Regions from separate parts of the Homo sapiens genome. Here region 1 is linked to region 2. Evidence: read pairs that join two places in POLR2A ChIA-PET (ENCODE). Cell type or tissue: PC-9. All regions are shown on one strand. Each heading gives the region's core, and the rest is flanking DNA. Links, peaks and the distances in the headings are about the cores only. Region 1 overlaps RNF185 (ring finger protein 185). Region 2 overlaps SFI1 (SFI1 centrin binding protein).

What was found. Peaks named below come from ENCODE experiments on the same cell type or tissue, not always from the same donor. Only the 100,000 strongest peaks of a DNase experiment are listed, where the experiment ranks them.
Region 1: POLR2A ChIA-PET joins it to region 2 with 18 read pairs; 1 of 35 experiments calls an interaction of 5 or more read pairs at or near these places.

Annotation. Positions count from the first base shown.
Region 1 is chr22:31,206,053-31,208,961 of GRCh38, reverse strand. It overlaps RNF185 (ring finger protein 185), which reads right to left. Exons shown (of 7, transcript NM_152267.4): 7 at 1,943-2,909. Among named protein-coding and RNA genes, the nearest start is that of LIMK2, 4.8 kb to the left of the region's middle. In PC-9, for the core only: no CTCF peak of the experiment used is centred there; a DNase peak (open chromatin) is centred at 1,481; H3K27ac peaks cover 488 bases.
Region 2 is chr22:31,601,029-31,603,937 of GRCh38, reverse strand. SFI1 (SFI1 centrin binding protein) reads right to left here. Exons shown (of 33, transcript NM_001007467.3): 16 at 1,645-1,726; 17 at 1,153-1,331; 18 at 119-194. Among named protein-coding and RNA genes, the nearest start is that of MIR7109, 19 kb to the left of the region's middle. In PC-9, for the core only: no CTCF peak of the experiment used is centred there; a DNase peak (open chromatin) is centred at 1,337; H3K27ac peaks cover 808 bases.

The DNA.
Region 1 (2,909 bases), core at 309-2,808, 390 kb after region 2:
AATAGCAATGTATGAAACTGATTTGGATCTCAATTGAAACTACACAAGTTATGAGACAACTAGGGAAATCTGAACAATGTGATTGGATATGATGATTTTAAGAAATTTTTTAAAGGTATTTTGCTTTTTTTTTTTTTTTGAGATGGAGTCTTGCTCTGTCGCCCCGACTGGAGTGCACTGGTGCGATCTCGGCTCACTGCAACCTCTGCCTCCCGGGTTCAAGCGATTCTCCTGCCTCAGTCTCCCGAGTTGCTGAGACTACAGGCGCCTACCGCTACGCCTGGCTAATTTTTTGTATTTTAGTAGAGACGGGGTTTCACTATGTTGCCCAGGTTGGTCTCAAACTCCTGAGCTCTGGCAATCCGCCCGCCTCACCCTCCCAAAGTGCTAGGATCACAGGTGTGTGCCATCGTGCCCGGCATATTTTGCTTGTTTTTAAAATACTTGAGATGCATATCGAAATACTTAATAAATGACATGACTGGGGTTTGTTTCCGAATAGTTCAGACAGTGGGAGAGGAACAGCGTGCGGGAGGTATAGATGCAACAAGACTGATCTGAGTTGATAGTTACTGGAGTTGGGTTATGGCTACATGGAGGCTTTATTGTCCTGTTCTACTACTGTTTTTTTTTTTTTTTCCCCATCGAAAACAAAAACCTAAGGCCGGGCATGGTGGCTTAAACCTGTAATTCCAACACTTTGGGAGGCTGAGGTGGGAGAACCTACTGAGACCGGGAGTTCCAGGCTGCAGTAAGCTGTGATCACACCACTGCACTCTAGCCAGGGCACCCGAGTAAGACCCTGTTTCTAAAAGGGTCTGTTGCCCTGGCTGGAATGCACTAGCATGATCACAACTCACTGCAGCCTTGACCTCCCAGGCTCAGGTGATCTTCCCACCTCAGCCTCCCTCCCGGGTAGCTGGGACCACAAGCATGCACCACTGTGCCTGGCTAATATTTTTTATTTTTGTAGAGATGGAGTCTCCCTGTGTTGCCCAGGCTGGTCTCAAACTCTTGGCCTCAAGCGATCCTCCCACCTCAGCCTCACAAAGTGCTGGGGTTTGTAGGTGTAAGCCACCATGCCTGGCCTAAAATTAAAATCTTTCAAAAAAAAAAAAAAAACCTGGTCTTTTCTCATTGGGCTTATGAGCTCCTGAAGTTCCCTCACCTTTGCATTCCCCACTGTATCTTGGTACTATTCAATTTGATAACTGTTAGATCAAAATCTAAGAGGAAGAAAAAAAGCTCTTTTCAGAGGAATTACTTGTAGCTCTGGCATGTTGGGAAGGCTGAGGCTGGGCCAGATTTGTAACCTCAGCAACATCTTCCATCTCACACTACACCCTGCTACTAAGGAACCTTAGGGAGGGACACACCTTCTGCTCGAGAGAGAGGACTTGGCTGACAGCCCACCTGCCCTGTTACTAAACAGATGGAGAGACGCTGACAGTGAGTAACCTGATTGTTCTAAAGGCTCTGATAAGTGACAAGCTAAGCTCTATTGTGGCAGCTTGTCACTTACGAAGCTCAGGAATGCCATGTACTTGTCAGGACTGGGGCTGCCTGTCAGACAGGTTTTATATTGGGCAAGGCTGTGTATGAAGCCAGGCCTCCAGCCTACATTTATCATCTCTAATTATCAATAGTCGTTTAAAGACTTTCTTTCCTTTTTTTTAAGAGACAGTCTCGCTTTGTCACCCAGGCTGGAGTTCAGTGGCATGATCATAGCTCAATGCAGCCTTGAAACTCAGGGCTCAAGCAATCCTCTTGCCTCAGCCTCCAGAGTAACTAGGACTACAGGCATAAGTCATGCCCAGCTTCTTTGAAGACTTTCGTTCTCAGTGTGACATTACGGAGGATGCACAGGAGCCTCCAGGAGGGCATACCAGTGTGACTACTCCCCACCCACTCGCCCTCCACAACACAGACAAGAAGTCCAAGCTCATAGTAATGTAAAACCATTTGTTTAATTCTAAATCAAATCACTTTCACAACAGTGAAAATTAGTGACTGGTTAAGGTGTGCCACTGTACATATCATCATTTTCTGACTGGGGTCAGGACCTGGTCCTAGTCCACAAGGGTGGCAGGAGGAGGGTGGAGGCTAAGAACACAGAAAACACACAAAAGAAAGGAAAGCTGCCTTGGCAGAAGGATGAGGTGGTGAGCTTGCCGAGGGATGGTGGGAAGGGGGCTCCCTGTTGGGGCCGAGCCAGGAGTCCCAAGTCAGCTCTCCTGCCTTACTTAGCTCCTGGCAGAGGGTGAGTGGGGACCTACGAGGTTCAAAATCAAATGGCATTTGGCCAGCCTGGCTTTACTAACAGGTTCCCAGAGTGCCTCTGTTGGCTGAGCTCTCCTGGGCTCACTCCATTTCATTGAAGAGTCCAAATGATTCATTTTCCTACCCACAACTTTTCATTATTCTTCTGGAAACCCATTTCTGTTGAGTCCATCTGACTTAAGTCCTCTCTCCCTCCACTAGTTGGGGCCACTGCACTGAGGGGGGTCCCACCAATTCTCTCTAGAGAAGAGACACTCCAGAGGCCCCTGCAACTTTGCGGATTTCCAGAAGGTGATAAAAAGAGCACTCTTGAGTGGGTGCCCAGGAATGTTTAAAATCTATCAGGCACACTATAAAGCTGGTGGTTTCTTCCTACCAAGTGGATTCGGCATATGAACCACCTACTCAATACTTTATATTTTGTCTGTTTAAACACTGAACTCTGGTGTTGACAGGTACAAAGGAGAAGAGATGGGGACTGTGAAGAGGGGAGGGCTTCCCTCATCTTCCTCAAGATCTTTGTTTCCATAAACTATGCAGTCATAATTGAGAAAAAGCAATAGATGGGGCTTCCTACCATTTGTTGGTTATTGCTGGGGTTAGCCAGGAGCAGTGTGGATGGCAAAGTA
Region 2 (2,909 bases), core at 313-2,812:
CTCCTCCTTCAGCTCAGAGGTAGGTGGTGTGGCCCATATGTTGCCTGTGAGTCCTGCTGACACACAGCCCACCTGTCCAAAAGTCATACACGGGTGGCACCTCGCACCAAAGCCTTACCTCCCTCCACTGGCTCCAGGCCCAACGCAGGAGCTGGGCCATGTGGAATTCTGCTGCCCGCACCCTGCCCGTCCTCCTGTGGGGAGATGGCAGAGCTCAGTGCTGCAGCCCCCACCCAGTGAGGGCACCCTCTATGGGTTCCTCCTCATAGTCCATAGCCCTACCTGGTTAAGTTTTTGGGGGAGCCAAGACCCTCTCTGAAGAGCTGCCAAAGAACTTGCAGTCTCAGAAAAAAGCACCTATGATCAAATTTTGGCCTACAACTTCCCAGGGCTTCAGGTGCCATTGAAGCTCACATGTGCAGGTGTGAAGCCCCCAACTGAGAAACTGGTTAAACATGGTCAGTGTGCGACAGGGAGTGAGATCCTCAGAACACACAGTGGACACTGAAAGGCCCCAAAGCAGGACAGTCTCTATAGTGACTGGGCTGCCTCCCCTCCTCTCTCTTAACTACGTGGTGTGGTTAAAAACTGCCACAACCCACCCACTGGCCACAGCTGCTGTCCCTATCCCTTATCTGCAGCAGTCAGCTATCACAATATGGGCCCATCAGTTTATTCCCTGGCTATGGTCACTTTTGTTCGTTTGAGGCAGAGTCTCGCTCTGTTGCACAGGCTGGAGTGTAGCGGTGCCATCTCGGTTCACTGCAACCTTCACTTCCCGGGTTCATGCCAATTTCCGTGCTTCACTCTCCTGAGTAACTGGGATTACATGCTTGCGCCACCACGCCTGGCTAATTTTTGTATTATTAATAGAGAGGGTTTTCTCCATGTTGGTCAGGCTGGTCTCGAACTCCTGACCTCTGGTGATCTGCCCGCCTCAGCCTCCCAAAGTGCTGGGATTACAGGCGTGAGCCACTGTGCCCGGCCAACCTAGTTTTACTTAAGACTCTTTTAGGTTGAACTTCCAGAACTTACAACCAGAGTCTGGGGTAATGCAGTCCTCCAGACAGGCACTTGGAGCTCATGGTGCTGCTAGAACAAGCAAAGCTGGCCTGTGATGGAAAGGCTTGTAAGGCAGAACTGGCCACTCACTCTGTTCTGAGCCCTTGGGCACTTTCCCTCCAGAGGCAGAAAGCTTTCTTGAGCCGCCCGTGGCGGTGGTGGGCACAGGCCACTGTTTGCCACTCCTGCTCCTGGTGACGTGCTGCTGCCTGCTGGTGCCACATGAACCAAGACCTATACAGAAGCTGTCGCTCTGCGTGAAGGATGGCCTGAGGCAGGACAGGAAGGAGAGAACAGAATAAATCAAGTAGGAGAGAGGCACAGAAGCCAGGAAAGAATTTACAGGCCACAAATAATGACTAAGGCAAAAGGAATGGATGTCAGGACGTGGTCCAGCCCAGAAGCTGTCTGTAGGCTCCACTGAGAAAGGACAGATGCCCCAGAGCCTGCCCTGCCTCAACAGTCACAGGCAGGGGCCCTCCAGTGAGGTCCGAGCAACTTCCTGAGGAGGGGAGGCCGTGAGTGCAATGGCTTGAATCAGATCCTGCCCCTCCACACATCTCCTCAGGGACAGCCATTTACCATTCTCTCTGCCAGGCGGTTTTCTCGATGCTGAAACATCTTCTGCCTCCAGAGAGAAAATACTTGCTTCTCTAATGTCTCCCTAAAAAACAAGGAAGAATGTAAAGCACTTAAAACAAACATAAAAATTAACCCAAACAGAACTAGAAGTTCCAAATAATTGGATTTTTCCTTTTATACCATGCTATCGTATAAGAGGTGAATTAAGTGGCTGGGCACAGTGGCCCATGTCTGCAATCCTAATACTTTGGGAGGCCAAGGCAGGAGGATCGCTGGAGGCCAAGACCAGCCTGGGCAACATAGCAAAACTCCATCTCTACAAAAAAATTTTAAAATTGCTGGGTGTGATGGTGTGTGCCTGTAGTACCAACTACCTGGGAGGCTGAGGTGGGGGGATCGCCTGAGCCCAGGAGTTTGAGGCTGTGGTGAACTATGATCACGCCACTCCACTCCAGCCTGGGCAACAGAGTGAGACCCCGTCTCTGAAAAAAATAAAAGAGGTGAATAAGCTTAGATGAGGGAGAAAGCAACACAAAGAGAAAGGGAAGGAAAGCAGACAGCCAAAAAACCATAAACTGTTAAAAAGGCCAACATTTTCCAGGTTGTTTCTGGTATCAGCCAAGCCTTCACACCGTACGAAAAAGACTCAGACCCTGAGACCCCAGGTCTTCATTAATTCTATATTGACTTAACAGCACTGATAAAGGATTGTTCATGAGAGCCCTTTCCAGTGCATGCTGACCAACGCTTTGGGGACCTGTTGAAAAACAAGGGGCAGACCCCTAAGGCTGACTGAGCAAGTCTGAGGGGGGGTCCCAGGAAATAGTATTTTAAACAAGTATTTCAGGTGAATTAGAAAAGTAGAAAGGTTGGCCGGGCATAGTGGCTCACGCCTGTAATCCCAGCACTTTGGGAGGCCGAGGTGGGCGGATCATGAGGTCAGGAGATCGAGACCATCCTGCCTAACACGGTGAAACCCCATCTCTACTAAAAATATAAAAAATTAGCTGGGCCTGGTGGTGGGCGCCTGTAGTCCCAGCTACTTGGGAGGCTGAGGCAGGAGAATGACATGAACCCGGGAGGCGGAGCTTGCAGTGAGCCGAGATCGTGCCACTGCACTCCAGCCTGGGCCACAGAGGTTGCAAAAAAAAAAAAAAAAAAAAAAGTAAAGAAAAGTAAAAAGGTTTGGGAACCACTGTTTTGTCATCTCTGCCTAGGCCTACAGATCACCATTAACAACATCAAATCCTGCAGCAGCAGTGCTG